Regions from separate parts of the Homo sapiens genome. Here region 2 is linked to region 1. Evidence: read pairs that join two places in POLR2A ChIA-PET (ENCODE). Cell type or tissue: HCT116. All regions are shown on one strand. Links, peaks and the distances in the headings refer to the core of each region. The heading gives the core; the rest is flanking DNA.

Region 1 (15,913 bases), core at 5,880-9,879:
GGTAATGCGCCTCAGAACACAAACGTTTTTCAAAAACTTAGATCTGTCTATGCACCAAAGGTTCAGGTCCAGGGGGATTGATAACCTTCCTAGTAGTCATCAAAAGGGCTCAGGTCTGGACTTTGACATACCTTGTTTGACATACCTTGTTCTGTTCCTGGCTGTATTCTAACTTGATGTGTGATCTTAGACAACCCACATCCACCCTCTGGGCCACAGTTTCTTCAGACCTCATCTTTTCTCTCTGCCCAGCTCCTCAAAGAATATTTGATAAATGTTTGTCGAGTGAATGAATGACTCCCCAGCGTCCCTTCCAGCACTGGTATTGTAAGTCTGTGAGCTAGACACTTCTTTGGGAAAGAATGGAATTGGCCTAGAAGAGAAAGTTTGGCCCATTCTTGAGGGACCCTTGGTCACACTTCATTCTGTCCGTGTGATCCGCCCCTCATGAACAACCTCCCCTTTCTCTTCATTCCCTCCCTTCATTTTCCATCTCCTCTCCACTCTACCCCAAACATATTATTGTGGGTTGTGTCCCCCAAAAGGATATGTTCAAGTCCTAGCCCCCAGTCCCTGTGAATGTGACCTATCCAGAAATAGGGTCTTTGCAAATGTAATCAAGTTAAGACAAAATCATACTGGATTGGTGTGGGCCCTAATCCCATGACTGGTGTCCTTATAAGAAGAGGTAAATTTGGATACAGATACACAGAGAGAACGCCATGTGGCAACAGAGGCAGAGATTGGAGTGACACATCCACAAACCAAGTGATGCCAAGGATTGCTGGCAGCCACTAGAAACTGGGAGAGAGGCATGGAACAGATTTTCCCCCTAATGCCCCAAGAAGGAACCAACCCTGATGACACTTTGATTTCAGACTTACAGCCTCCTAAACTGTATGAGATTAAACTTGGGCTGTTTTAAGCCACCCGGTTTGTGATATTTTGTTAGGGCACCCCCAGCAAATACATCTATCCAAGGCCATTATTTGGAAATCACCCTACTGATGTATATTAACAGAGCCCTAAAAAGCTCCAGGGGTCCTAACATCTCTCCAAATGCACACTGAAGATGAGTCATCACTGTGTCTATTGTGGATCTCTGACACCAAGAAGCCTAACTCTCCCATGGGGAAAGGAGGGAGGCCTCCCACATTATTATTCATCAGAAAGAGGATACTAGGGGGTGGGGAGGAGAGTCACCAGCTGCTTTTATTCCCACCTGGGACAGCTCGAGAAAAAATGGACTTTTATCGCTATAAAAGGATGTCATAGTCACTTATTTTCACTCATTCAGTAAATGTGTATGGAGCACCTACTATGCCCAGTGCTGGTGGGTGACCGGAAAGAGTGTATATATGGATGGGGGAAGGATGCTAAAGAAATGTAACACACATTCCCTGGGTCCTATGAGCCAAGCTGGAGTAGGAGGCATGCATGTAGCGTGGTGGGTTAATAGCATGGACTTGGGAATCAGATAGTCCCAGCATAGATCCTGGCTTGGCCACTGACTTACAGTGTGATCTTCTTGAACATGTTACTTAATCTCCCAGAGGCTTAGGTTTATTTTGAGGATTAAATAAAACGATGTATATAGCACAAGGCCAGGCTAAGTGCTCCATAAATGTTAGTAATTCTCATTAATGTAGAGCAAAGATGTTTGCCAGAAACAACTCAGGAAAAGAACAAGGTGATTTTGATGAGGTATGACCTCTGTCCAGTTCAGGCCCTCATCACCTCTTGCCAGACACTATCTGATTGAGTGCTCAGAACAACTCTGGGAGGAAATTAGTCTCATTTCACAAATAATGAAACTATGGCTCAGAGATGTAAAATAACTTGTCCAAGTTCACAGAGCAAGGAATGTGGCAGAGCCAGGTGCAAACCAAAGTTCCCAAGCACATGTCTTCCTACTCCTGGGCAACATTTATATGCCAGTCAGAAGGGGGTTGGAGGGCAGGCAGCACATCAGAGAGGGCCTAGGGAACTTCACTTAAGCTGCAGTGTCTTCTATAGAAAGTACGTTGCTTGTACTGGATTTATACATTTATTCTTGTTTAATTAGCAAATACATCTCTAGTGTATACTATGGGGTGTTCTAAGCAGTTTATGTTAGTAACTCATTTCATCCTAACAAGAGTCTATAAAATGGACACTGTTATTATTTCCATTTTACAGATGTGGAAATTGATATGCAGGGAGGTTAAGCAAGTTTCCTAACATCACATAGATAGTTGAGTAGTAGAAGCAGGATTCAAATCTGGATCTTTGATTCCAGAGACAATGCTCTTAACCAGTGTTCTATTCTGCAGTATCTTTTTGTCAGGGGGTAATAGGTTGGCTGTTGGAGTGTGCACATATGGGGAAGTGGGGAGGATTAACACCACACACACAAACACACACACACACATACACACACCACCCTTTGGTGCTATTGCTGCAATAAGACCATGAGTCATTTGACCCTCTAGGGTGAATGGCAGGATGGGGGCTGTTTAGCCCTGGGATTCTCTGAGTCAACAACTTCTCATCCCTGGCCCACTTCCTGAAAACTCTTTGCGCCTCAGCTTTGGAAACCTTTTGAGCACAAAAAGCTCATTTCCTGTGGTCAGGAAGGATGGGATGAGTTCCTGATGACAGCTCATCTCCCTCATTAAGGCGCTCATAAAAGTGTTTCAAGGAGCCTGACTTATGACTCCACTGTTTGTCAAGATCCCCTTCTGCAAGGAGCAACTCCAGTAATTTGGTGCTAGGAGATGTGCAAGAGAAACCAGTTCCTTTGAGTGCAGGAATTATTTATGATCCCAAGAAGAGAGAATGTCATTTGGAGAGATAACAAGCCTTCAGCAGCACAACAGGCTGTTTAATATGCCACGAGGGAAGGAAGGCAGCTTCAGAATTCCAAAGCTAGCTAGGAAGCCTTGAGATATTGTGTACATGTGGGTTGTCTGTTCCTAGGAAAACTCCTGGGATAATAACAAAAATGACATTAGCTATCAATTATGGAGGGTTTATCCTTGGGCCGGGGCCTATATATGAAACGTTTATATATATATATATATATGAAACCGAGACTTTGGGAAGTTAAGTGTGTGTATATATATATACACACATACAGTAAGTCATTAAATTCTCACAACATTTCTATCCTATTTTACAAATGAGGAAATTGAGGCACAGAGAGTTTAAGTAACTTTCCCAAGGTCATACAGTCAATGAGTGGCCAAGTCAGGATTTTTAACCCAAGCAGGTCTGCTTCTATGTTTGTGCTCTTAAGCACCAGTCATGTTTTAGGAGGAAATTGGGTTTTAAAGCAGTCTAGGAAGGTGAAATGTACGTATATTCAAAATTACCTTTGATGATCCCTTTAAATGTCTATAAAGTTTAGCACATTTAGTTTGAGGCACAGAGCCCTGTCCAGTAATCCATAAATATATTAAAGTTAGAGAACCATGGCCAGATGTGGTAGCTTACACCTGTGAATCCCAGAGTTTTGGGAAGCCCAAGTAGGAAGATTGCTTGAGGCCAGAAGTTCGAGACAAACCTGGGCAACATAACAATTACCCGGGTGTTGGGGTGCATGCCTGTAGTCACAGCTACTCCTCGGGAGGCTGAGGCAGGAGGATCACTTGAACCCAGGAGTTCAATGTTATAGTGAGCTATGATCACACCACTGCACTCCAGCCTGGATGACAGAGCATAATTCTGTCTCTAAAAAATAAATAAATAAATAAAATTAGAGAATCACTGAGCTAAACAAGTCTGTACACAGATGTTTGTGTTTTTAAACTACTGTGCCTTTAGCTAAACTATCAAATCCCTAAGGTAAAAATGGAAAGACAGGCATAAGCCGGACGCGGTGGCTTATGCCTGTAATCCCAGCACTTTGGGAGGCCAAGGCGGGCAGATCACCTGAGGTCAGGAGTTCGAGACCAGCCTGGCCAACAAGGCGAAACCCTGTCTCTACTAAAAGTACAAAAATTAGCCGGGTGTGGTGGCAGATGCCTGTAATCCCAGCTACTCAGGAGGCTGAGTCAGGAGAATAGCTTGAATCCAGCAGGCAGAGGTTGCAGTGAGCCAAGATCGCACCATTGCACTCCAGTCTGGGTGACAAGAGCGAGATCGGACTCAAAAAAAACAAAAAACAAAAAACAGACAAACAAAAAAAAACAAAAAACAAAGGAAAGACAGAGAATTCTACAGTGCCCCTTACCTACCTGGTGACTCTATTCTCTTAATATATAGCCTCTGTGACCTTAACACATGTCACTTGTCACAAGGTATATTTGCTGTGGGATTAAGACGTAACACCATCATATCTTGAGAGGAGACAAAATTCTATTAGAGAAGGGATTCTAAGTCCAATCCTAAATTAAATAAATCTGATACAATGAGACTAGCTTTGGGGGCCAGATAAACCTGGATTTGAACCCTAAATCTGCTACTTACTAGCTGTATAACGTTGGGCAATTTGCTTAACTTCCCAAAGTCTCGGTTTCTTAATCCATAGAATGGTCACAGTAATTCCACCATGTTGAGAAGACTGAATTTAAAAGTTTCTAAAGTAATGAGCTTCAGTATAAATCAGTGTAACTCAGCATTAGCTCTTAATAGCTGTTTGACCTAAATTATGTCACATGGCCTCTCTGAGCCTCATTTTCTCTCCTTTGTAATACAGGCATAACTATTCTGCCTATTAATCTCAAAGGTCACTGTAAGGAAACAGTAAAACGCTGTACAAATTATGTACAAGGATTTTCTCAACTGCACAGCACACCTGAAATTGTGAGGAGGTGCTAGGAGACCCCTGCTGGATTTGAAAAAACTGGCGATTGTCCCGGGTCTGAAGTCAAAAATGATCTTAGATCTCCACTTTTGCCATTTAATGTTGTTGTATGATCTTGAGCGAATGATCTAACCTCTCTGAGCCTCCACTTTCCCTACTATCTAGTGGGGTTAATAGGACAGACATCACTTTCTGCAGCAAAGTGTTAAGGCACGTGGTAAGTGCTCAATAAATGTTGGCTGAATCTGGATCTCTCTGGCTGAGACAAATCTCTCCATCCGCAAGGTGGGAAAACTGCGCGTGGTCGCCATGTGGCGCTCAGGTAGAGGAGATGCTCCCGGGGGCACCGGGCTCCGGCACCTCCCCACTCCCCCGCCCACCCGCCCGTTGCCATGGCCACCGGTTCAGGCTGGGAGCAGCACTAAGGCGTGTTCCGCCCAATCCCCGCCCTTCTAGGGTGACCATTGGCTGGAGCGGCCACGTGACGCGCGCTGGTATGCTAATATATGGTAATAGCGCCCTCGCCCCTCCTCCGCGGGCAGCGTCCGAGCAGCCAGCAGGGTGCGCGGCGCCGAGCCGAGGGGGCGGGCTGAGGGGCGGCCCCCGGGAGAGAGCGGCCAGGTGGAGGAGGAGCGCGGAGGCGACCGCAGGTAACGGGCGGGCGCGTGCGCGCTGGGGCCAGCTCGCGGCTGACGGGCAGCGCGCGGGGGACACCGGCCGCCGCGCTGCCGGCTTAACCCTTTGGGCACCCAGCTGTCACGGTCGGGCCGGAGCGCTCGGCCGGGACGGGCCGCGCGGGGCGGGGCATTGCCATGGGCACGGACAGGCGGGCGGCAGGCGGCCTGACCCCTGGTCCGCGGCGTGGGGCCCGCGCTGGGAGCCCGCAGTCCCGGCCGGCGACCGGCAGAGCGCGGCGCCCCCGGGCCGGGAACGCGCAGCGAGGAGGGCTGCGGAGAGCCTGGGGCCGAGGCTTGCCGGGAACGGGAACCGGAACGGGAACGGGCCAAGGTCCCGTCAGTGACTCGCTTTCTCCGGGGACCGACCCCCCTCCTGCGGAGAGGCCCGCGCCGCGGCAGCCCGTGGTCTTGCGCGGCCTGCGCCTGCTCCGCTTGTCCCGCAGAGTGCGGTGAGACCCGGGCGTCGGGCCTGACCGGGGCGCCCGCTCCCCAGCCGCGGCGTGACAGCGCAGCCGCTGGCACTTTCGGCCCAGAGTCAAGCGTGGCGTGGGGGGCACCAGCAGAGGGAACCGGGGGTTGCTGGAACTGGGAGGAGAGAACAGTCGTCTAAAGGAAAAGCGGGCCCCAAGGTTGGAGAAGGAGGGATGCCCTAGAAAGGCGCTGGTCCCTTGTTTTCTGTGCTGAGTGATGACCTGACACCCATGGGAAAAGGTCGCTGCTGGACACCTGGATCGGGTCTGTCATACACGGAGGAAGCGGCTGTTCTACGTGAGTGTCTAACAAATTTCTTATAAGGCGAGGTTTAAATTCATCTTCCCCCCTCCCCAGGTCTGCTACAGAAGTGTCTTCTTGTAATTATCCCCCTCCCCCAATTCACTAAGACTGGTGGCAGCTTTAGGCTCACAGTGTAATTTAGCTTTTGCGACAATAGAAATGGTAGGAGGAGAGATGCGCCACTGATACTAAGCTTGCCCTGGGAGTTTCTTGGAAGTGTGGGGTAAAAAATATTTCTATCACCAGTGGGGATGAAAAATCGGCTAATGCGCCCGTGATATCAATAGAGTTTCTTTTGTGAGTCTAAAGTCGTTCCTTCTAAATCAAGAGAAAATGCGGTTACAATTGAAAAGTACCAGAAACCAATTTGATTTTGCAAGTGAAGTGCAAATTCCACTTCCACGTTGCTCTTGATGTCTTTTATCACCCAACAACAAATACTTGGCATATGCCAGGCACTCTGCTATGTCTTGGGGATGCAAAGATGAATAAGATAATTAGTCCTTGTCCTGAAAGAAGTGGTAGGAGAAACAAATGAAATTGCTAGTAAAAGTGATTAACAGCATAATAGATGTGAATGCAAAGGGCTTTGGAAGCACAGAGGAGGGAACAATTAGCTGTCTGAGAGGACCAGGGAAGGCTTTCCAGAGAACACATTTAAGCAAGGTGTTGAAGGATAAATAGGAGTTTACCTTGCAGAGAAAATTGGAAAGGACTGAAAAGGCAGCCAAAGCGGGGGAACAGCGAATGCAGCCACATAAAGAATATGTTATCTCTAGGGAATGGCTTTCTATTGTAACTATGGCTTTTTTTCCTTCCTCTGTAATGTAACTTTCTAAAAGTAGCCTAGAATTTCTTATTCCCAGCACAGTTGTCCAGTGATATTTTTCTTATTGTTTTCTCCCCCATATTTTCCCCTCATCAGTTTTTCTGAGCCTCATTCCTGGTCTTTGTCACCCATATCTTCCCAAGTAAGGGTCCATCATGTGGAGGTTGAATAGGAGTAGTTTTCAGTTGCTCCAAGGGAGAGGGCCTGAAACTGGGCATAATGTTTGGCACTAGAGGCAGCATCTGAGAGGGGCAAATCTAAATCATACAAAAAGAGAATACATGACCATAACTAGGGAAGCAATGCTGAATGTCAAATTTGTGAGACCTGGGGAAATAAGTAGTAAGATCAGAAGCTGGAAGGATCTGGATTAAGAGAGGATTGGAGTGTGAGATGGGTCAGGGCAAGTAGTCCAGGATTGAGACCATGAATCGTGCACATGCAGCTGAGCCCACTGTTGCATGGTGCCAGCTGTGCAGAACAGCGGTGGATCTGCCAGACTGGGCCAGGCCCTCCATAGGCTTTCCAATGCCTCCTCCTTTCTGTTCACCCTCCCTCCTTACTATTATCCTCTTCTCTTCATCCCAGTTTCCACCCATGTCTCATGCATTGGGCTTCTTTTAATGAGGTCTTAGCTAACAGAGCAGAGAAAATCCCATTCTGCTGTCTTAGCATCTATCTCTAGAACTATAAATAGTCCATTTAACCTCATTAGCCATCAACTAGCCAGCCTATTTTTACTTCCTGATCATTTAGAAGCTGAGCAAGGTTGGGCCCAGAGTAGCAAAGTGGACCTCATCCCCAAAACTCTTCTAATATTTGAATCAGATAAAGGCCTTTTTGCTTTGCTTAGACCACATTTATTTTTAGAATGGATTATGGTGAGTTTTTGGCAAATTTCCTGTTTTGAATTATATTACAGATCAAGTCGTGTAAAGAAGGTGTCACTGGGGTGACATGCTTAATACGGTCTGCTAAGATTGATGATACTGTAAGTGCTGGAAAATCATGGGCGGTATTTAAGCAATCTTCTCAGTCAGTGTATTTACTGAACACCTGCTTGTGTGCAAATACTATCCTGTATTTGTGATGTGGAGGAGACAGGAAAATGAGAGTGGTGGTGTAGTATGGGGGTTATTCTCAGCTAAACAAAGATTTGGATCCCAGTTCTACCAGGTACTTGCTACATGACTTTGACTTCAGTTTCTTCATCTGTAATAATGCCACCTACCCAATATAGTTGTGAGGACTAAATGAAATCACAAATGTATAGCAGTCATTTAGTACCTTTTTGAGATGCTTAATGCGTGGTATTATAGGAGTTGAGAAAAGAAAAAAAATGGTGATAATTGAAGCCATATGATTAGCTGAGTTCACTGCTGGTAACAGCATAGAAATAGAATAGAGGATGAAGGACTGAAGCTTGAAGATACATCCCACATTTAGGGAGGGAGGGAGAAGGCATGGAGTCCGTATGGTAGAAAATAAGAAAAGAAGCAAGAGAACCATCTAATGTATTTATCCAACAAATGCATTCTATTCACCACCATTTGTTGTGTACCTGACAGATGCCAAGGCCAGTTAGACACGCTATTAACCATGAGAGTGTAGTATCACAGAAGTCAAGAGAAGAAAAAGTTTTGAGCTGCAGAAATTCGTCAGCAGTTTGAAATTGTACAGAAAGAGTGGGAAACATTCATTATACTTAGTAAACAGAAGGTCATTGGTAACTTTTTGAAAATGATAGCTTCAGTAGAGTGGCGGGGGTGGCCATGGGGATATGAAAAGCCACATGAGAGAGAACTGTGGCATGAGATGCCGATAAGAAGTGGAGACAGCATGCGGATCACCTTTTGTATGTTTGGCAATGAAAGGAAGAAAAGAAATAGAAAAGTGATTAGTGAAGGCAGCACAGTCAAGCGGAAGATTAATTTTCCCTGTCTGCTTCATTATTTTCGTTGACCTAAAATATTATTCTTTTTATTTCATATCCTTAATAGCAAGTCAGCAGTTCATTTCTTAAACTTACTGCTTTGATAACTACCTGAATGTTTCACTGAACAGTAATAGTGTAGCTGTCGTTTATTGAGTGCTCACTATGTGCTAGGCATCGTGCTAAGCTCTTTGTATACATTCTGTTCATTATCCCATTTAATCTTCCCAGCACCAGATTATAACCACACAACCTCTTGGCAGCACGGAAAGACTAAGTAAATTGCCAGAGGTCACATAGCTAATGAGTGGCACAGATGGGATTTGGATCCAGCTCAGACTCTAAAGCTTTCCTGAAGGATCATGCTATACTGTCTCTGAAGTCAGGGCCAGCTTTGTGGGTATGCAGCCTGTGCAGTCTCCCAGGGCCCTGTGTTTAGAGGGGCCCCATGCTTGGTTTAATACTCTCTTGTTGCTGTCTTGAAATTCTTAATGATTTTTAACAAGGGGGTTCTACATTTTCATTTTGCACCAGGCCCCACAAATTATATACCCAGTTCTGCCTGAAGGTATCTGTACTACCTCCTGAGGGTATCTGTACTACCTCCTGAAGGTAGGAAAGCATTTTGTGCTGTGGCCTTTGGTTTGGGTAGGTGGCCTAAGTCCTTGCTATGTCATGCTGCACAATCACACTTTCCTATGGTCCCCTCATTTTGGACTCTGTGAGTTTGCTGGTGTGAAGGGCAAAAGGAAATGCCCAGTCAATATGAAGAGAATAGAGAATAAAGAGGCAAGGAATTGCTTACTTAGACTGACTTCTGGAAACTCATCCACCATGTTTTGAGGGTATTACTGGAGAGAGTTATAGTCCTGATGCTATTGTTACTCCCAGTTTAAATACAACACAAGTTCATTTCTATTCCTTTTGTAGTCAGGTATACCCATTTGTTCATGGGAAGATATGGAGACCATTTTTCAACGTACTGAAACAGAAATTGGAGTGGAACAGGTACACTACAACTTGTCTGCCCTCATCTGGTGCCTTTTTAACCACGTTGATGCCACCCTTTGACCCTCAAACCATGGACCCCCCCCCAGCAGCTTTGAACCCCACTGGTTGCCACCATTGTCTGGAATGCTTCTGTTCTGTCCTGCCTTTGTTGCTTACTCTGTTCCTTCATCTACCCACATGAATCATGAAAAACAGAAACTTCTATTTTCTCTCATTTTTGGCTTTAGGAAAGAAATAGGAAAGTGATTAGTGAACTGAGAACCAATTAGGTTTTTCTGGGTTTCATGGTTATGGTTCTCTCAGAAACAATTTTTACTCATCCTCTTGCTCCTCTCACTTCTGGTCTCTCTGAGTAATGATTTGACCAAGTCCTGACATCACTTGACACTTACCACTTGACCAAGTCCTACGCCAACCAACCTGGATTCCTTTGTGGGGGAAATCAGACAAGACTGAGATTGTGTTGCCTCCTCCCATTACCTGTCTCATCCCCGTTCAGAGTGTTTGTTCTCATTTTCTATGCCCAACATGGACCAGGTAAGCCTAAGAAAACGTGAGAAGAAAAATATGAAGAGATGTCCAATATAAACTGCAGTATACATCATGAAACACAGTTTACATGGCTGGGCTGGGTCTTCTCCATAGTCTCCTAGTTATGCTGTGGCATGGTCTCCATAAGGCACTGTAGTAGTTATCCACTGCTGTGTAACAAATTACCCCAACATTTACCAGCTTAAAACAAAATTTTCTACTTATCTTTTAAGACTCAATTCAAGCATTACCTCTCAGAAGGCATTTCCCAGCTTGCTTTTTAAGAATTAGTAATCTTCCTCTTTGATATTTCTTCGTACTTCAGCATCTCATTATAGCATTTACCACATTGTTATAATTGCTAGGGACCATGTCTTTTTCATACCCTTAACTTCAGTTCCTAAAACTATTTCTTGAATGTCACAGATGCTCAGTAAATGGTTGTTAAAAGAGCTTAAGAATAACTCATACCTTTATCGGCTTTCACTTTATTCTTTATAAAACGTAGGTATATTGCAAAGTATCCAGCCTTGTTTCCTGTGATAGGCTCATATATCGTTGTTGAAGGTTAAATGTAAAGAAACGTTGTATATGTCCAAGACTGCTTGACTTGCCAACTTATCTACTCCAGTGAAGACTTCTTGAATTTATCTTTATCTATAGGTCTCTGTGCCATTCCTAGTCTGAAACCAATTCTGGCCCTTATAGGAAATTATACAGTGAGCACCCCTAGTCCAAAGATACTTGGTTCAATAATAAAATCAACATTTGTTCACTATTCAGATATTTGACTCTTAAATTTTATGAGGGTACATCTGTGTCTGGCTTATTCACTGCTCTTTTCCCGACACCATGCCCTAGTAGCTGCACAGCAAATACTTAGTGAATGAATTAATGAAACTCAATTCTTGATAATTCATGTCCCATTCCTGTTATCCAGGTCCTGACCTCTGATCACCCAGAATCTTAGGCCTGATTCATCATTTCATGTGACCCAGACTTTTTGTTTTGGTCCTTGACTTTTATCTTCCAGGGCCTTATTATGGCTGGATAAGAATCTGACTCCTTGCTTACTCAGAACTAAAGTATCTCTTTGTTTCTTGATCGTCCTAACTAATAATATAGGCCAGATGCCCTTAGAAAAATATTATTTTCTCTACCTGAAGCCAGAAACATTCCGAATACATATTAAATGTATTTAAAAATATTTAAACTGAAGATAATTACATTCAAATTTCTAAAGAAAGTGAACAGGCCCTTTGAGAAACAAGTTTTGGGCAGAGACCAGCGTCTAAAATTTTGTGAGTCTATTAGAATGATTAACTTGTAAGCTTCAGCAAATCAATGCAAATTAATTTTTATACCCACCAGTGAATCAAAGGAGGGGAGGGAATTGAGTGAGTGTGTAAATATGGTTGCTAGGGAAACTTTTCCTGACAGAAGAGAGAACCTCGCAGGAATTTTTACAGGCCCACAGAAGCAATGTAACCTGATCTTTCTCTGTTCTCTTTCTAATGGGGGAAGAAAAGATGTAGAAACCATGGGTACAGATAAAGGTGGCTTTAGACTTTTCAAGAGACTTGAGGAGTAAGTTCTCCAGAACAAATGATGACTATTATAAGGCACCCGTTCGTTTTAAGGAACCATCTGGAAATGAATCTATCTCTAAAATAGTATTAATGAATCAATCTCTATAATAGTATTAATTTACTCAACAAATATTCAGCACTTTCTTTTTTTTTGTTTTTTGTTTTTTTTGTTTTTTTTTTTTTTGAGACGGAGTCTCGTTCTGTCGACCTGGCTGGAGTGCAGTGGTGCAATCTTGGATCACTGCACCACCTCCGCCTCCCAGGTTCAAGCGATTCTCCTGCCTCAGCCTCCCGAATAGCAGGACTACAGGTGTGTGCCACCATGCCCGGCTAATTTTTGTATTTTTGGTAGAGATGTGGTTTCACCACGTTGTCCAGGGTGGTGTTGAACTCCTGACCTCGTGATCTGCCCTCCTCGGCCTCCCATAGTGCTGGGATTACAGGCATCAGTCATGTGCCCGGCCTTATTCAGCACTTTCTAAATAAAAAATATGTATTTTCATTGTCCAGAAGGAAATACAATTATAAGCAGTTGATAATTTGAAAGTACTGCATTACACCTAGTTCTTCCAAGTTTTGCCCCAAATTAATTTTTTTAGTATAGGGTAATGTGAACTTAATTAAATATTTAATGCTGTTTCTAGAAATAAAATTCTGCTTCTGTACAAAAAGCTTAACAGGAGTGTATCTTCTGTTATTTCTATTCTTTGGTTGCTGCTCCTGAGAAAAAACTAATTCATTGGTCCATAAAGCCATACCCCAAAGTAGATGTTCATCTAGTGACAGTGTCATCTTAATTTTAGATATAGTACCAGTGTAGGACACATCCGTCTCCTTGATGGCTAAAATCATGAGATCCTTCTTATTTTAGCTGTACGGGATGGATGGTTTCAGGTCTTAAAATCTTGGCTGTAAAATGCATTTGGATTGAAATATGGAACACTGTCCCATATCTGAAGCCTACCATTCAGTGTCTCCATTCCTTCTCTTCCCACTTTTATTTTGTTTTCAGTTACAAATAAGGCTTGCATTTGTTTGAAAAAGTATATACTTTTTAAGCCCTTTAATACTTCAATGTGCTAGAGTTATGTTCCAAGCACAGTATCTTCCGCTGGCCTGCAGAGAGGCAGTTGGAGGTAAGGGTTCACTGCAGGGACACTAGAGCCATAATGCTGGGGTTCCAGCCTTGCCTCTGCCACTCATGAGCTGTGAACTTCCCAGCCGCCTTCCATCTGTACTCTCTCTGCTCTAGTCTTCTTGGGTATAGTGGGGGAGAATCACAGTCCCTACCTCGAAGAATTATAGAATTAAACAGGTTAATAATGTGAGGTACATAATAAGAATTGTGTAGGTTTTACCTTTCTTTATTTCCTGGGGCCTCCTAGATAGAATTGATATTTGAAGGAAGAGAAAGTTGAGATGTATAAAGGTATAATAACTTGCCTAAAGTATACAGTAAATTTAGGCTCAGACTATTCTCATTCTTAAATTACCAAGGAAGTTTTCCATTCCGCCTAGTAAGAGAGAGAGAAAATGAGAATTAGAATAAGAGGGCAGAACTTGGCTTTTAGGGCATTTTGAAATAGAGGTTACTTCACATAAGATGGTGACACTAAAGCCCGTGAAAATGAAATTGCTTTCTCAAAGGCAGAGTATTAGAAATGGTTTGGAATAATATAAGTAGGGAATGTGGTACTAGGTCAGGCCCATTGTATAACCAGCCAAAAATTTGGTTTCTGATCATGATAACAAAGCTCAGTTGGAAGGGTGTATTGTAGCTTCAAGCCATGACAAAATCTTCTGATTACAGGGATGGGCTTGCCCATCCTTTTAGTATCCTTCTGTCTTTGTTTACCTGAGTATTTAAGCTTTATTTCTATTTTTGGCCTCTACAATCATATTTATTTATTCAACAAACATTTAATAAGCTTCTATACCTCACTCTAGCAGCTGGGGGGATTCAAAGATGAGGAGAACCCAGGCCAGGTACTACAGAGGTTTCTAAAGAAAGAAAGACATGGAAACATTAATTATGGTATTGTACTTAGTACCATAATAGAAGTATGGTCCCTGCTTAGAAATGTTAGGAAAAGTTTTCTGGAGAAAGTGACAGGGTAAGAGGAAGCTTCTCAGCCAGACAGAAGCAATGTCTGCAAAGGTGAGGTTGTATTTGCTTGAGAGAACACATATGGGGGGACCTCCAAACAACCTTTCAAGACCACAGCAGAACATTTGAGGAGGGTCATTGCAGAAATAAGGCTGAAAAGTAGGCTGGCATCAAATCACAAAAGGCTTGGTTTACCAGGCTAAGGAATTTGGACTTTATGGTGGAGGCCATAGGGAGCTGTTAAAGCCCTTAGGAGTAACGAGATCAGATCCGCCTTTTAGAAAGAACACATCAGCAATGTGAAGGGTGGTTTGGGCAGGAGTGAGACCAGAGACGGAATCATGCAGTTAGCGAAGAACCTTTAATGAGCCTTCTCGTCTACTGCCAGTATGTTTACTCTTGAATATATATGTTTGTTCATTCAACCCCAGTTTGTTAATGGCATGTGAGATACTAGACTCACTGCTGGAAATACTGAGAAACAACACACCACCCATGTCTTGGAGTTGCTTGCAGTGTTTTATTTGTCCTAAACACAAACGTTCTTGAGTTTTCAGCTTCTCTTGTCTATCCTCTGTTTCATCTCAGTCCCGGGACTGGGGTTCTGGTATGTTGAAATGAGCTCATTTGGGTTTATCTTGTCTGTACTCCTCATGACATCACCCATAACTCCTTCCTTTCAGCCTTCATATTTCCAGAGTGCAAAGTTCTAATCATTTAATAAGTTCCTGTAGAGAATGCATCCATTTTACATCCCTTTACTTAGACTTCTGCTATTTAAATTCTTATTTTTTTTCTTATTTCCCCCAACCTCAAGTACTGTGTGTCAGCGCTCTTAGTCACACACTTTGCCCTACTTCCTGTCCTTTACTAGCTTACAAAGTCCCGTCTTTATTCCTCTTTTCCTGTTTCCCCAAGGATATGCATACCAGAATTGTAGACTACATTATTTTCTTTGCTTTTCTCATGTGGGTGCCTTTCCCCCATGAGATCACAGTCCCCAGAGGAATAGCTCCTGACAATAAAGAAACTGAAGATAAGACAACATTTCTCCTGAAATAGAAGAGATGGAGTTGTATTAGAAACGGTAGTGTTTATTGCATAATAATAATTGGAATTACAACTTATTGAGTGCTCATAGATGATAATTGTCATGCTAGAGCATAACGTTAATTCTTATTTAATCCTCACAGCTACTCTGAGGTAAGTACTCATGTCATTTCCATCTTACAGATGAAGAAACAGGCTCAAAGAGGTGAAAATAGTCTGGGCACAGTGGCTTACACCTGTAAACACAGCACGTTGGGAGGCTGAGGCAGGAGGATCACTTGAGCTCAAGAGTTTGAGACTAATCTGGGCAACGTGGCAAGACCTTGTCTCTACAAAAAAATTTAAAAATAAGCCAGGTGTGGTAGTATGCACCTGTGGTCTCAGCTACTCAGGAAGCTGAGGTGGGAGGATCACTTGAGCCCAAGAGGTCAAGGTTGCAGTGAACTATGATCGTGCCACCACACTCCAGCCTGGGTGACAAAAAGGAAAGAAAAAAGAAAAAAAAAAGAGGTGAAATAACTTGTCCGAGTTCAAATCATGAATACATTAGCCAGATTTTGAACTGAGGACTGACTCTAGAATGGAAGTTCTTCATTGCTGTGTAATGTAGGGTGAACATGCAGGCT
Region 2 (15,913 bases), core at 8,916-12,915, 820 kb after region 1:
GGTAAGGGGAGTATAGGATCAAGTACTCACGTATGGGAGTTGGCCTTCTGATGGGAGCCAGGGACAAGCCATTCATTGCAATCAGGCTAAGGTGAGTACAGATACAGCATGATGGTAGATTTGGTGGTAGGAAAATGAGTCAGTTCTTACTGAGTTGCTCTTACTTTCTCTAGGAAGCACAGTTGATTGAGAGTGAGAATGAGGGAGGAATGATCACTAGAGGAGAAGAGAAAGAATTGTCTCAGAGAGTGAAAAAGGGAATTTATTGGTAATTGTAAGATTTTACTGCGAGTACTGAATTCCTGTTTGAGATGTGTGGACATACACTCAGGGTGATACCAGTTAGCATGGTGTGTGCTGCCATAAGCAGACAGTTGAACTTGAATTAGGTTGTGGTTTTGCCAGGTGATTGTGGCAGAGGAGAAAAAGCAGTGGCAGTGCCACTTATATCCTTCTGTGAAATCTTCCTTTTTTTGTGTGGTGTAGAGCTAGCAAATGCCATTTACCTATTGCCTGGTACATTTTATGGTGCACAGAATTATTGTAGATTCCTTTTGGAGCTGGAAAGAACCTAAGAGAACATCTAATTCTGTGGTTTTAAACTGGGGCAGGGTTGGGCAATGTCATGTATCAGAGACGTGTGGAGAGCTTTTGACCTGGGAAACTATATCTTATTCTTCAGCTAGACTTGGAAAGAGAAGAGTCCCAAGAGGTGAAGTGAGTGTTGTCAACTGAGGAAAAGAGAATAAGTTGAATTCCTAGGGCCTAGGTCAGAGTATAAGGAGGTGGTTTTGATTTCAGAAAGAGCCCTGAGCCAAATAGTAGAAAAGCTTGTGTTCTTTGATTCAACCCATTTTCTTTTTTTTTTTTTAATCATCCTCAAAAGTTTTTTACTTTTTTTTCTTTCCAACTTTTATTTTTAGGTTCATGGGGTACATATACGAGTTTGTTACATGGGTAAATTGCATGTTGTGGGGGTTTAGTGTACAGATAATTTTGTCACCTAGGTAATCAGCATAATACCTGATAGGCAGTTTTTCAATCCTCACCCTCCCCCAACTCTCAAATAGACCCGGTGTCTTGTTTCCCTCTTTGTGTTCATGTGTACTCAATGTTTATGTCCCAAATAAATATATGGAAACATGGTATTTGATTTTCTGCTCCTGCATGAATTCACTTAGGATAATGGCCTCCAGCTCCATCCACGTTGTTGCAAAGAACATGATCTCATTCTTTTTTATGGCTGTGTAGTATTCTATGGTGTATGTGTGTCACATTTTCTTTATCCAGTCTACCATTGATGGGCATGTGGATTGATTCTATGTCTTTGCTATTGTGAATAGTGCTGCAGTGAACATACCCATGGATGTGTCTTTATGTGATTTAACCCATTTTATAAATGAAAAACTGATGTCCAGACAGGCCAGACAATTTCTATACACCCAGGTGGAAACAAAGCCAGGATTAGAGTTCCATGTCCCAACTCCATTGTGCATGTGTTGCCTCTCATTTTTCTTGGATCCCTGTATATTCTCCTAATTTGATAACTAATTGTTTCATGTGAGTTTTTCATTTTCAAAATACTAAAATTTTTACTTTCTGCTGATTGTTGCTAGAGTTAATGATTATGATTTCAATATCCTATTTTCCTTTTTTTTTTTTTTTTCTCTAACCCCAACTTTAGGGAACAGAAGTCAAAGCAATAACATATTCAGCAATGCAGGTCTATAATGAAGAGAACCCGGAAGTTTTTGTGATCATTGACATTTAAGACACCAAAAAATAAAAGACTCCTACGAAGAACTGTTTTTGTTTTCCTCTTCCTTTTGAGAAGACACTATGAATTAAATTCTACAGCTTTTTTTTGATATATGGAAATTTGTAGAACAGAAATATTTTAGTTAAAGTGTGACTTTCAGAAAGGGAAAATCAGGGCACAGCCTTGGTCTGTGTTCCCCAAATATTCACACTTTAAAGAATTCTTCAACCCCCCAAGGGACAGTTATGGTCCTTTGATTCTCTGCTGTGGCAGTAGGTGTGCCTCATGCCCTTCCAGTGCAATGCAAGCCCTCCAGCCTCACCCCAGAGAGGATCACTGATGTCAGCAGCAGCCTGAGGCTGAATCCAGGTTGAAAGAAGAATAACTTGAAAAAATATATTTCCACACACAGAATTTTGTTTTTCTTCCAAGTTGGTTAAGACATATATTTTGTTTCTTTTTTTTTTTTTTTTTTGAGACGGAGTCTCGCTCTGTAGCCCAGGCTGAAGCGCAGTGGTGTGAGCTCGGCTTACTGCAAGCTCCACCTCCCGGGTTCACGCCATTCTCCTACCTCAGCCTCCCGAGTAGCTGGGACTATAGGCACCCGCCACCATGCCCGGCTAATTTTTGTATCTTTAGTAGAGACGGGGTTTCACTGTGTTAGCTAGGATGGTCTTGATCTCCTGACCTTGTGATCCGCCCACCTTGGCCTCCCAAGGTACTGCGATTACAGGCATGAGCTACCATGCCCGGCCACAAGACATAGATTTTCTATATGCACATCAAGGGAGGTGCTGGTTTAGGTTGCTATAGGACAGAGCTATCCTGTATTCCAGTTGGTTTTTGTAGAGAAACAATTAGACTTCTCTAGATAGAGCCCTGATTTTTCTCTCACGCTTTCAGTTTTTTAAAAGCACTAATGATATTTCCTGTTTTCTCATAAGAAAAAGTCAATACTATGCCTTACAAAGAGACCTTTCCTTCTAATATAGAATTTTATTTGAAAGTGAGTACATGTTTATAACTAGAGAATAAAAGGAGAATTTTTGAAAAATTTCTTTATTGTTGTTTTTGTTTAACTACTTAAGCTATTCGTCCTTTTTTTTGAGACAGGGTCTTGCTCTGTCCCCCAGGCTGGAATGCAGTGGTGCAATCATAGCTTACTGTGGCCTCGAACTCCTGGGCTCGAGCAGTCCTTCCAACTCAGCTTCCCAAATTGCTGGAACTACAGGAATGCACCACCATACCTGGCTAATTTTTAAATTTTTTTGTAGAGACAGGGTCTCACTATGTTGTCTTGAACTGGTCTTGAACTCCTGGGCTCAAGTGATCCACCTTGGCCCCCCAAAGTACTGGGATTACAGGTGTGAACCACTGCACCAGGCCTAGCTATTTGTCTTTAAGGAGACAGGAGGCCAGGAAAACAACCTTAAAATGATCTGAACTCTTAAAGTAGATGACTTTTTAAAAATGAAATTTAGTTTGATTTGCACCTTTTTTCTTGTTTCTATTGATTGAGGTATTCTCTTTTGGGATCAAGAGTTTGCAAAGTTGCTATTTATTCCCAAGAACATAAGAAAAAATTGCCACTGGGTGGTGCTAAATATCATCATAGTATGGCGAACTTGAACTAAAAGGAACGGATTAGCAATTATTTTTCTATGGGTATTTAACAGAAAACAGGGTTAATGAAAGCTGGGCACAGTGGCTCACACCTGTAATCCCAACACTTTGGGAGGCTGAGGCAGGCGGATCACCTGAGGTCAGGAGTTCAAGCCCAGCCTGGTCAACATAGTGAAACCCCATCTCTACTAAAAATACAAAATATTAGCCTGGCTTGGTGGCAGGCACCCATAATCCCAGCTACTCGAAAGCCTGAGGCAATGAGAATCGCTTGAACCCAGGAGGTGGAGGTTGCAAGTGAGCTGAGATTGTGCCCCTGAACTGCAGCCTAGGTGACAGAGTGAGACTCTGACTCAAAACAGAAAAAGAAAATAGGGTTAATGAAGAATAGGCCAAGAGCCTGTGGTTTGAAAAGCAGCTCTTCAAATGAATATATATTAGGAACACTGGGTAGTGCTTTTTAACCTCCTTTGTACTCAGGCACATTTTACAAATTTAAATTGTTACTCTCCAAGCCAAACACATCCCTCAGAATCCTTTTACCTTTTATTAGGGTTGATTGCCAGGCTGTGATGGGGCTCTTTTTTTTCACAGAACCTTTGCATATCGTGGGCTAATTGGGGCTTAATTGTGAAAATGAACAATGGAAGACCATGAAGGCAATGAAGGCCAAATCCAGAGCAAGAAGAGGGTGAGAGTTGGAATACAATAAAACCAAATAGAGCTGGGCACAGTGGCTCATGCCTGTAATCCTAGCACTTTGGGAGGCCAAGGTGGGTGGATCACTTGAGCCCATGAGTTTGGGACCAGCCTGGGCAACATGGTGAAACCCTGTTTCTACAAAAACTATAAAAATTAGCCAGGTGTGGTGGCATGCACCGGTAGTCCCAGCTACTTGGGAGGCTGAGGCAGGAGAATCTCTTGAACCCCGGAGGCAGAGGTTGCAGTGAGCCGAGATCACACCACTGCACTCCAGCCTGGGCGACAGGAGTAAAACCTTGTCTCAAACAAAACAAAAACTAAGTGAGGCACAGACTTGCCTAGGACAAAAAGCATGCGAGGCAACCATATTGTTACCGGTGAAAGGTTTTGACTATGAGTTGACAGGTTCTTGGCGTTTTGAACAAATAATTGGACAAAATGCACAAAGCAAAAAAATGAAGCAATGAAAGCACACATTTATTGAAACAAAAAGTACACTCCACAGAGTGTAAGCAGGCTCAAGCAAGGGGCTCAAGAGTGCTGGTTACAGGATTTTCTGGGGTTTAAATACCCTCTAGAGGTTTCCCATTGGTTACTTGCTTATACTGTATGTAAATTAAGGAGTGGCCCACGACCAGTCTGATTGGTTGTAGGAGGTGACCAATCAGAGGCTGAAGTAAAGTTCTGAATGAAGACTGTGGAGCCAAAGGGAGTACAGTCTGATCCTCTTGATTCAGTTCTAGGAAGTCAGCACAAATCTGCCTTAGGTTCCCCGCCTCCAGACCCTATTCTGCCTCAATATTGCTTACTACCAGCACTACATAATGGAGTTAAGTAAAAACAAGTGAGATGTAATTATGCAATACAAATTATAATTTATGATAAACTTATAATCTATTATATTTTAATGTAAATTTCAAATCTTAATATGTGTTTTTGGCTGGGCACAGTCGCTCATGCCTCTAATCCTAGCACTTTGGGAGGCTGAGGCGGGCAGATCATCTGAGGTTGGGAGTTCCAGACCAGCCTGACCAACATGGAGAAACCCCGTCTCTACTAAGAAATACAGAATTAGCCAGACGTGGTGACACATGCCTGTAGTCCCAGCTGCTTGGGAGGCTGAGGCAGGGGAATCGCTTGAACTTGGGAGGCAGAGGTTGCAGTGAGCAGAGATCACGCTATTGCACTCCAGCCTGGGCAACAAGAGCAAAACTCCGTCTCAAAAAAAAAAAAAAAAAGAAAGAAAAATGTGTGTTAGTTTTTAAGTATGCCAAAATGTAATGAATAGAAGGAAGTTGAGTGTGTCACCCTTTATATAGAAAATTGGCATCTTAAGTCCATCAGCAGCAATGCACAGTTTATTTTTGGTTTATTTATTGAAATGGCTGCACTGGCTGTCACCAGATTCTTCTGCTAATTTCAAATAGGTGTTTTGGCCTAGGGAGCAGATTCTCCCCCAACTGCAGAGCTAATTGATTTAAATGGGGACTGAACCTTATCCTCACATGAAAACTCTGTTCTAGTTATAAACGTCTCAACATTATCTCTCACCTCATGACATACCCACTCATCTTCACTTCTCTGTCCAGTTCTCCTTTCTGGGCTGCCTTTATCCTTCCTCCTAAAGTAAGGGAAGAAAACCCACTGCCTAAGGAGCCAGGTGGGTAATGGGATTGGCTATGTGTTGAGCCCAGGGCTTATAGTGTCTGAGAGGTCAGCTGCCTCAGCGATAGCCCTTGTCAGTAGTGGGAATACAAGCTGAGTTTTGTAGTTTTTCATGACACCTCAAAAATTGGGATTTTTATGTGAAAGCTCCCAATTTTTTGGAAAAAAAAAACCAAAACACTATGGTCATCACAATGAGGGGCAAAAATCTTGCAAGTTCTGCTTTAAAGTCCACATCAGGCCGGGCGTGGTGGCTCACGTTCGTAATCCCAAAACTTTGGGAGGCCGAGGCAGGTGGATCATGAGGTCAGGAGTTCAAGACCAGCCTGGCCAAGATGGTGAAACCCGTCTCTACTAAAAATACAAAAATTGGCTCGGCATGGTGTCGGGCGCCTGTAATTCCAGCTACTCGGGAAGCTGAGGCAGAGAATTGCTTGAACCCGGGAGGCAGAGGTTGTAGTGAGCCAAGATTGTGCCACTGCACTCCAGCCTGGGTGACAGAGTGAGGCTCTGTCTCAAAAAATAAATAAATAAATAAAGTCCACATCAAAGCCTGTCACCAAGAAACCTTGCCAACCATTTCAGCCATTAGTGGTCTTCTCTGAATTGCACCTGTCTAGTTAGTTTTAAAGATTTGCCAGCTTAGTCAATTTTATAATTGTCGAACGTTTGCTAGTTTTGTCTCTCTGAATAGAAAGCAAGCCCCCAGATCACATAATGGTCATTGGCTACTTAATGATGAATGGATTAAGCGTTTTAGGGCTACTTAAATCTCTTAGGCAGAGACTGCAGGTCAACTTCTTGAACAAATCTCAAGAGTTTACGAATCTCAAGTCAGGCTTGGGAGGCCAACACAGGTGGATCACTTGAGCCTGGGAGTTTGAGACCAGCCTGGGCAACATGCTGAAACTCCACCTCTACTAAAAATACAGAAAAATAACCGGGGATGGTAGCACAGGCCTGTAGTCCCAACTTGGGCAGCTGAGGTGGGAGAATCACCTGAGGCCAGGAAGTCTAGGCTGCAGTGAGCCATGATGATGCCACTGCACCCCAGCCCGGGTGAGAGTGAGATCTTGCCTCCAAAAAAAAAAAAAAAAAAAAAAAGGAATCTTAAGTCACAAGCCTTGATTCCTAATCCTTGCTCTACTGATGACCTTGGTCCTTATCTATGTATTATGGGTAACAATAGTGGTATGATTTTTTTTTTTTTTTTGAGATGGAGTCTCGCTCTGTCGCCCAGTGTGGAGTGCAGTGGCATGATCTCGGCTCACTGCAAGCTCCGCCTCCTGGGTTCATGCCATTCTCCTGCCTCAGCCTCCCGAGTAGCTTGGACTACAGGCGCCTGCCACCACGCCCAGCTAATTTTGTGTGTGTGTGTTTTTAGCAGAGACAGGGTTTCACCATGTTGGCCAGAATGGTCTCTATCTCCTGACCTCGTGATCCGCCCGCCTTGGCCTCCCAAAGTGGTGGGATTACAGGCGTAAATCACCGCGCCCAGCCAATGATCTTTTTAAACATTTTTATTTTTATTTTAGAGATGGGATCTTACTATGTTGCCCAGGCTGGTCTTGAACTCCTGGGATCAAGAGATCCTCTTGCCATGGCCTTCCAAAGTGCTAGGATAACAGGTGTGAGCCACCACACCCAGCTGATCTCTTATCACTGGTACCTCCCATCTAAGATGGCTAAGTGGTTGTATTCACAGCCTCTTTTGCCAGTTCTTTCCAGTTTGGAAGAGAATGTTCAAGGAGAACCATTCATACCCTTCTCAAGACAGGAGCAGTGCCATCATGAACTACTGGGGCTACTCCCTCACCCAATCTGACCTGCAGAAGGCTTGGGGATTACCAGATTCTGCCCAGTAAGAAGCCCTGAATGATTTCAACAATACTAGCTTTGCCGCAGAGAAACTATGAGACTGAGAATTTAGTTTCCTCACTTCAGAAACGAGGACATTGGAAAAGATATCCTCCAAAAGCTCTTCCAGAGCAAACTGTCAGAATTTAGTGACTGTATTACTGTATCAGTATGATTTCCTAATGTGCTATGTACATTTTTTTTGTTTAATTACCTATAAGTGGCCTGGCGCGATAGCTCATGCCTGTAATCACAGCACTTTGGGAGGCTGAGGTAGGTGGATCACCTAAGGTCAGGAGTTCGAGACAAGCCTGGCCAACGTGGTGAAACCCCATCTCTACTAAAAATACAAAAATTAGCTGGGCATGGTGGCGGGCGCCTGTCATCCCAGCTACTCTGGAGGCTGAGGCAGGAGAATTGTTTGAACCTGGGAGGTGGAGGTTGCAGTGAGCCAAAATCACACCATTGCACTCCAGCCTGGGCGACAAGAGCGAAACTCCTTTTCAAAAAAAAAAAATTTACATATAAGTAATTGCTTAATGTTAAATTCTGGACATGCAAGAGTGTGCTTTTAGAATGAACCAACATTATGGCCAGGTGCAGTGGCTCATGCCTGTAATCCCAGCACTTTGGGAGGCCGAGGCAGGTGGATCACCTGAGGTTGGGAGTTTGAGACCTGCCTGACCAACGTGGAGAAACCCCGTCTCTACTAAAAGTACAAAATTAGCTGGGCGTGGTGGCACATGCCTGTAATCCCAGCTACTAGGGAGGCCGAGGCAGGAGAATCGCTTGAACCTGGGAGGTGGAGGTTGCGGTGAGCTGAGATCTCACCACTGCACTCCAGCCTGGGCAACAAGAGCGAAACTCCATCTCAAAAAAAGAATGAACCAACATTTATTTTGTCATAAATGCATATCCAGGTCTCCACTGTACAAAACATTTTTCTAGGTGCTTCCATCTGGAAAATGTTACCCATTTGTCATACCGGCAATTTTACATGTAGTACATTTATTCTACTTTTTATTAATGAGGAAATTAGTGACAACTAAGACTATCTGGCTATAAGAGGCAGACTTGGGACTTCAGACTCTAGTCAATGTATTTACACAAGATTCTTTTTTTTTTGAGACAGAGTCTCACTCTGTCGCCAGGCTGGAGTGCAATGGCGTGATCTTGGCTCACTGCAACCTCCGCCTCCTGGGTTTAAGTGATTCCCCTGCCTCAGCCTCCCAAGTAGGTGGGACTACAGGCACCAACCACCATGCCTGGCTAATTTTTTGTATTTTTAGTAGAGATGGGGTTTCACCATGTTGGCCAGGATGGTCTCAATCTCCTGACCTCGTGATCCACTTGCCTTGGCCTCCCAAACGTGCATGGTGGTGCGCGCCTGTAATCCCAGCTACTCGGGAGGCTGAGGCAGGAGAATCGCTGGAACCCAGGAGGCAGAGGTTGCAGTGAGCCAAGATTGCACCACTGCCCTCCAGCCTGGGCAACAGAGCGAGACTCCGTCTAAAAAATAAAATGAAATTAATATAATATAATATAATATAATATAATATAATATAATATAATATAATATAATATAACATAATATAATAATAAACTACCTCCCAGTATAAACACTAAAGACATTATAGTCATGGGCTCTGAGGACTAGGCTCTGATTTTTTTTCTTGCCCAAATTCCTATCTAAGGGGTCTGGGGAATCATGCCCTACAAACCATAAATTTTCATCAGATGAGTTTTATTTAACCCTATATATCATGACTTACTTTCCAATCTGACTCTGGCATAACATTTTTTTTTTTTTTTGAGACAGTCTCAGTCTGTCACCCAGGCTGGAGTACAGTGGTGCGATCTCGGCTCACTGCAGCCTCCACCTCCTGGGTTTAAGTGATTCTCCTACCTCACCTCCCAAGTAGCTGGGACTATGGGCATGTGCCATCGCACCCGGCTAATTTTTGTATTTTTAGTAGAGACAGGGTTTCACCATGTTGGCCAGGCTGGTCTGGAACTCCTGGCCTCAGGTGATCCGCCCACCTCGGCCTCCCAAAGTGCTGGAATTACAGGTGTAAGCCACCGTGCCCAGCCTTCTTTTCAGAAAGAAAGTCTGGCTCTGTTGCTCGGAGTACAGTGGCATGATCATAGCTCACTGCAGCCTTAAACTCCTGGGCTCAGGTGATCATCCTGCCTCAGCCTCCTGAGTGGCTGGGACTACAGGCATGTGTCACTATGCCTGACTGCTGTTTTTTTGGGAGACAGTATAACTACCCAGTGGGTTCACCTTACCTGCTGCCTAGACAGAGGCGATTTATGAAGACAGGGGAATTGCAATAGGGAAAGAGTAATTCACGCAGAGCTGGCTCTGCGGGAGACCAGAGTTATATTATGACTCAATTAAGTTTGCCCAGTATTTGGGGATCAGAGTTTTTAAGGACAACTTGGTGGGTGGGGGGAAACCAGTGAGCCGGGAGTGCTAATTGGTCAGGTCACAGATGAAATCATAGGGAGTGGAAGCTGTCTTCTTGCGCTAAGTCAGTTCTTAGGTGTGGGGGGGGGGGGGTCACAAGATCAGATGAGCCAGTTTATCGATCTGGGTGGTCCCAGCTGATCCATCAAGTGCAGGGTCTGCAAAATATCTCAAACACTGATCTGAAGAGCAGTTTAGGGAGGGTCAAGATTTTGTAACCTCCAGCTGCATGAATCCTAAACCATAATTTCTAATCTTGTGGCTAATTTCTTAGTCCTACAAAGGCAGCCTAGTCCCCAGGCAAGGAGGTTTGTTTTGGGAAAGGGCTGTTATCATCTTTGTTTTAAACTATAAACTATAAGTTTCTCCCGAAGTTAGTTCAGCCTCCACCCAGGAATGAACAAGGATAGCTTGGAGGTTAGAAGCAAGATGGAGTCAGGTTAGATCTCTTTCCACTGTCTCAGTCATAATTTTGCAAAGGCAGTATTTTGCCCAGGCTGGTCTCAAACTCCTGGCCTCAAGCAATCCTTCCACTTCCTCCTCCCAAAGTGCTGGTATTACAGGCGTCAGTCACTGTGTCCAGCCCCCTCTTTAATTCTAAAGAAGGTCCACAGTGCTTGGTGAAGGGGTGTCATCATTCTAGAGACAACCCTGGGAGCCCGTGCCATCTGCACAAGTGACATGGTAGCTAGAATCTTAGTTTATTAAGCTGGGCAGGCTGAGTCACTCGTTTCTGCTTTTCCCTCTCCTTTCTCTTCTCCAGACTTATTTCCCGTCTCCTACTTATCTACTGTGGCTTTTTCCTGTGCTAATCTAGCTTTCTTTCTCCCATATCTTCGTTGAGCATCTATATTCAAAAGCCTGCACTTCAGGCCAGGCGCGGTGGCTCACGCTTGTAATCCCAGCACTTTGGGAGGCGAGGTGGGTGGATCACATGAGGCCAGGAGTTCAAGACCAGTCTGGCCAACATGGTGAAACCTCGTCTCTAATAAAAATACAAAAAAATTAGCCGGGCATGTGGCGCACGCCCATAATCTCAGATACTAGGGAGGCTGAGGCGGAAGAATCGCTTCAACCCGGGAGGCAGAGGTCACAGTGAGCTGAGATCGAGCCACTGCACCCCAGCCTGGGCGACAGGACGCCAGTGAGATGCCTCTGGCCAAATCCCACGGGAGTGGTTCCCTGGCATCACGCGTCCAGGCTCCGCCCCGGCCCTTCTCGCGGCTCCCATTGGCTCGGCCGCGGACTCCTGGGGCGCCGACACCTCCTACTGGCCGCCGCGGCGAGGTCAGGGAGCAGGGCACTGGCCAGTCCCAGCTGAGTTGGGAGGTGTCGGGGACGCAAGTGACTTCACAGAGCACAATGTCATAACCTTAAGTAACACCAGACAACTTTTCCTAAAGTGGGGATAAGATAGGCTTGCTCTGTAGGCTGCAGGTCTTAAGCACCTGCGGCGGCATCTGATCGCGCGGATTCGAGTCCCCTCCGCCCCTGAGTCGTGGCGTGGCTTCCAGGTTAGTCATTCCAGTGCACAACCCCCCAAGTCCAACTGTTTTAAATGAGGACGGTGCTGGATCTAGTCGGTGCCTGGCAAATGTGGGCTTTTTATTTTTATTTTTTAATTTATTTTTATATTTTTTTTCTGAGATGGAGTTTTGCTCTTTTTGCCCAGGCTGGAGTGCAATGGCATGATCTCGGCTCACTGCAACCTCCGCCTCCCGGGTTCAAGTGATTCTTCTGCCTCAGCCTCCCGAGTAGCTGGGATTACAGGCGCCCACCACCACGCTCTGCTAATTTTGTATTTTTAGTAGAGACGGGGTTTCACGATGTTGGCCAGACTGACCTGATCTCAGGTGATCCGCCGGCCTCGACCTCCCAAAGTGCTGGGATTACAGGCGTAAGCCACTGCGCCGGGCCAAATGTGGGCTTTTTATAAGGCGTCCACTACACACGACAGAAAAATGCCTATTTCCCCCTATCGCCCCCAGAGTCTAGCTAATCTAGCTTTAGGAGTGTCTGGTAAATCCCAGGCCTCTCCGACGGGGGCGGTGGGGGAAGGGGGGTCTAGCTGTTAGACTGAATAACTTTCCAGGAAAAGTAGTTGTGACGAAAAACAGGACTGAAAAGGAAGAGTTTCTACCCCTTAATCTCGCTCACTGGCATAGTCATCCCTGAAAATAATATATAAAGTCATGGTTTATAGAGGGTTCACTTGCTTGAACGTGATATCCATTGTTTAGGGAGAAAAAACCCAGGCTTTTTTATCTATTTGTTACTTTTTTAATAGACAGTGTCTCACAATGTGGCCCAGGCTGGAGTGCAGTGGCGCAATCATAGCTCACTGCAGTTTTGAATTCCTGGGCTCAAGGGATCCTCCCGCCCCAGCTTCGCTTCCCAAATAGCTGGGACTACAGGCCTGTGCCACCATGCCCGCCTAATTTTAATTTTTTGGGTTTTTTTGGTGGAGGTAGAATGTCACTGATGCCCAGGCTGGCCTCGAACTCCTGGCCTCAAGTGATTCTCCCACCTCAGCCTCCCAAAGCGCTGATATTACAGGAGTGAACCAATGTGGCCATATCTCAAGGCCTTCATTTTTTAACACGTGGTGCTAATACTTTCAGCTGGGGTTTTCAACTCCTGGGTTTTTTGTGGACTTTTTCCTCAGTATACAGAAAAAGTTTAAAATCAATTCAGATAGGCAACAAAAGGCACAGTATCTTTTCTTTTGTTTTTTGAGAAGTTTCACTCTTGTTGCCCAGGCTGGAGTGCAGTGGCACAATCTCAGCTCACTGCAACGTTGCCTCCTGGGTTCAAGCGGTTCTCCTGCCTCAGCCTCCTGAGTAGCTGGGATCACAGGTGTGCACCAACACGCCCGGCTAATTTTTGTATTTTTGGTAGAGACGGGGTTTCACCATGTTGGCCAGGCTGGTCTTGAACTCCTGACCTCAAGTGATCCACCTGCCTCGGCTTCCCAAAGTGCTGGAATTACAGGTGTGAGCCACAGTGCCTGGACTCAGCATGTAACCTTTTAAAATTATGCAAGAAAATAAAAAGAAAAAAAATTATGGGCCAGTCATGGTGGCTCATGCCTGTAATCCTAGCACTTTGGGAGGCCGGGGCTGGCGGATCATCTGAGGTCAGGAGTTTGAGACCAACCGGGCCAATATGGCGAAACCCCATCTCTACTAAAAATACAAAAATTAGCTGGGTATGGTGGCCCATGCCTATAATCCCAGCTGCTTTGAGGCTGAGGCAGGAGAATCGCTTGAACCCGGGAGGCGGAGGTGTGAGCCAAGATCACACCACTGCACTCCAGCCTGGGCGACAGAGCAAGACTCCGTCTCAAAAAAAAAAAAAAATTATGCAAGAAAGTACCATTTTGTCATTGGAAGAAATTCTTTTTTGCAGGAGACTGAAGAGATATACTTGTCATGAATGGATTGCAAACATAACCTTCAAGGTGGGAATGAAAATGGTACTCTATCTAAAAGTTGTGTTTTATTTTTAAAGCTTTTTTTAAAAATGGTAATTCTTGAAGAAATAAAGCAAAAGAGAAGTTTGCTTTGTTTCCAAATTCGTCTGAAGTCTTCTTTAAATAATACAGTAGTATTTTCCTGCCTCTCTAGTATTCCATTTAACTGGAACTAAAGAATGACTTAATTCAATTATTTTATGGAATTCTAAAGTGTAGCAATTGAGCTTTTACAGAGCTTGGAGTGTTCTGGTTCCTTTCTTTAAAAAGAAAATATTAAAGCTTGTAAAATTTCAGTATGTAGTATTTCAGTCACGTATTCATTACATAGTTCTTTTATTGGTTTGAAATACTGTGTGAATTCCCAGAATGCAATACCCATAATCAAATAAAATGCAAATGCATCCCAAAATAAAAATGGGGTATTTTAAGACTACTCATTATTTTATTAGAGTGTCGATATTACTTGTCTCTATTAAAAACCTTAGATAATGGAACATGCAGTGTGTCTTGAAATTTTACAAAAATAAATATTTTCCTGGACTGGACACCTCTATTTTTAAATTTTTCCTTAATGATACGGTTGAGAACCAGTGGACTGTAAGGTCAAATAGTCCTACTGCCTCTCCTTGGCATCTATATGGGGAGGACAGAGGGAAACCTTGAATGGGCCCTATTTTGCATGTCACAAACTTTGGGAAGCTTTTATTTATTTATTTATTTATTTATTTATTTATTTATTTATTTTTATTTTTAGAGCCAAGATCTTGCTGTATCGTCCAGGCTGAAGTGCAGTGGCACCATCATAGCTCACTGCATCCTTCACTCAGTGATCCTAAGGCTCAAGTGATCCTCCCACCCGAGCCTCCTGAGTAACTGAGACTACAGGCATGTGCCACCACGCCCACCTAATTTTTAAATTTTTTGTAGAGACTGCGACTTGTTATGTTGCCCAGGCTGGTCTCAAACTCCTAGGCTCAAGCAATCCTCCTACCTCTGTCTCCCAAAGTGTTGGGATTACAGGCATGAGCCACTGTATCCAGCCTAGGTTTTTTTTTTTCAGACGGAGTCTCGTTCTGTCGCCAGGCTGGAGTGCAGTGGCGCAATCTCAGCTCACTGCAAACTCCGCCTCCCGGGTTCAAGCGATTCTCCTGCCTCAGCCTCCTGAGTAGCTGGGACTACAGGCATGCGCCACCACACCCAGCTAATTTTTGTATTTTTAGTAGAGATGGGGTTTCACCATGTTGGCCGGGATGGTCTCGATCTCTTGACCTCCTGATCCACCCGCCTTGGCCTCCCAAAGTGCTGGAATTACAGGTGTGAGCCACCGTGCCCAGCCAGCCTAGCTTGCAAAAATACTTACACCCAAGCCCCACCTGCCCGAGATTCTGATTTGCCTAGGCATCTGTATTTTAAAAGATCCACAGGTGATTCTAATGTGCAACCAAAGTTGAGGATCTCTGGTCTAGGCAGAAATGTTGTTCCCTTTTTCCCTTATGGGCTGAATAAAAATAAGTTTCTCTTTAATAAAGAAAATAAGTAGTTGTAAGTAATATCAACAAGGAAATAAATGATTTTCCCAAGGGGAAAATCAAGAAACTATATAATGGAATTGTGTATCTGGAAATCTGAAAGAGCAAAGCAGGCAAAGTATAAAATTCTGCTTGCAAATGATCTAGCTAAGCGCAAAGGTAAAGGTAAAGGGTATTTCCCTGGTCTCTGGTTTCCTTTTTTCTTTTTGAGACAGTCTTGCTCTGTCACCCAGGCTGGAGTGCAGTGGCGTGATCTCAGCTCACTGCAACCTCCACCTCCTAGGTTCAAGCAATTATTGTGCCTCGGCCTCCTGAGTAGCTGGGATTACAGGCATGCGGCACCACGCCAGGCTAATTTTTGTATTTTTTATAGAGATGGGGTTTTACCATGTTGGCCAGGCTGGTCTTGAACTCCTAGCCTCAAATGATCCGACCACCTCGGCCTCCCAAAATTCTGGGATTACAGGTGTGAGCCACTGTACCCAGCCTCTGGTTTCCTATTTAAAGGTGAGAAAGTATGCAACGGATTTTGATGGTTTGAAGAAAAAAAAAAAAAAAGAAAGAGTAGGGAAAAGTGTTATACTATTTCAGTAATTGCAAAATATTTTGACTTCAAGATATTTTGACTTCAAGAGTCCCTTTGCTTCTATTGCTGTGTGGTTCATTACTTGTTAACATTATATTTAAATATTTTACTTTTTTGGTGGCATTAATACAGTTCTGTGGGGAGAAGGCTGACGTGAAAATGAAGTTTACAGATTCTCGGTGGATTTCATTTTTCTGGCCTATTCATAGGTCCATTAGCAGGAATAGTTAAGAAACTCCTGTATCAA

Evidence for each region. Peaks named below come from ENCODE experiments on the same cell type or tissue, not always from the same donor. Only the 100,000 strongest peaks of a DNase experiment are listed, where the experiment ranks them.
Region 2: POLR2A ChIA-PET joins it to region 1 with 5 read pairs; 1 of 35 experiments calls an interaction of 5 or more read pairs at or near these places.

What each region holds. Positions count from the first base shown.
Region 1 is chr1:33,420,499-33,436,411 of GRCh38, reverse strand. It overlaps PHC2 (polyhomeotic homolog 2), which reads left to right and starts at 5,317. Exons shown (of 15, transcript NM_001385109.1): 1 at 5,317-5,436. RefSeq lists a silencer at 5,114-5,633. In HCT116, for the core only: no CTCF peak of the experiment used is centred there; no DNase peak of the experiment used is centred there; H3K4me3 peaks cover 2,473 bases; H3K27ac peaks cover 1,573 bases.
Region 2 is chr1:32,607,720-32,623,632 of GRCh38, reverse strand. LOC102723870 (a long non-coding RNA gene) reads left to right here and starts at 11,143. Exons shown (of 3, transcript XR_426677.5): 1 at 11,143-11,590; 2 at 13,485-13,536; 3 at 14,306-15,084. ZBTB8OS (zinc finger and BTB domain containing 8 opposite strand) reads left to right here. Exons shown (of 7, transcript NM_178547.5): 7 at 1,685-2,813. The coding sequence ends at 1,771. RefSeq lists a silencer at 11,248-11,357 and an enhancer at 11,126-11,627. In HCT116, for the core only: no CTCF peak of the experiment used is centred there; a DNase peak (open chromatin) is centred at 11,302; H3K4me3 peaks cover 1,127 bases; H3K27ac peaks cover 1,052 bases.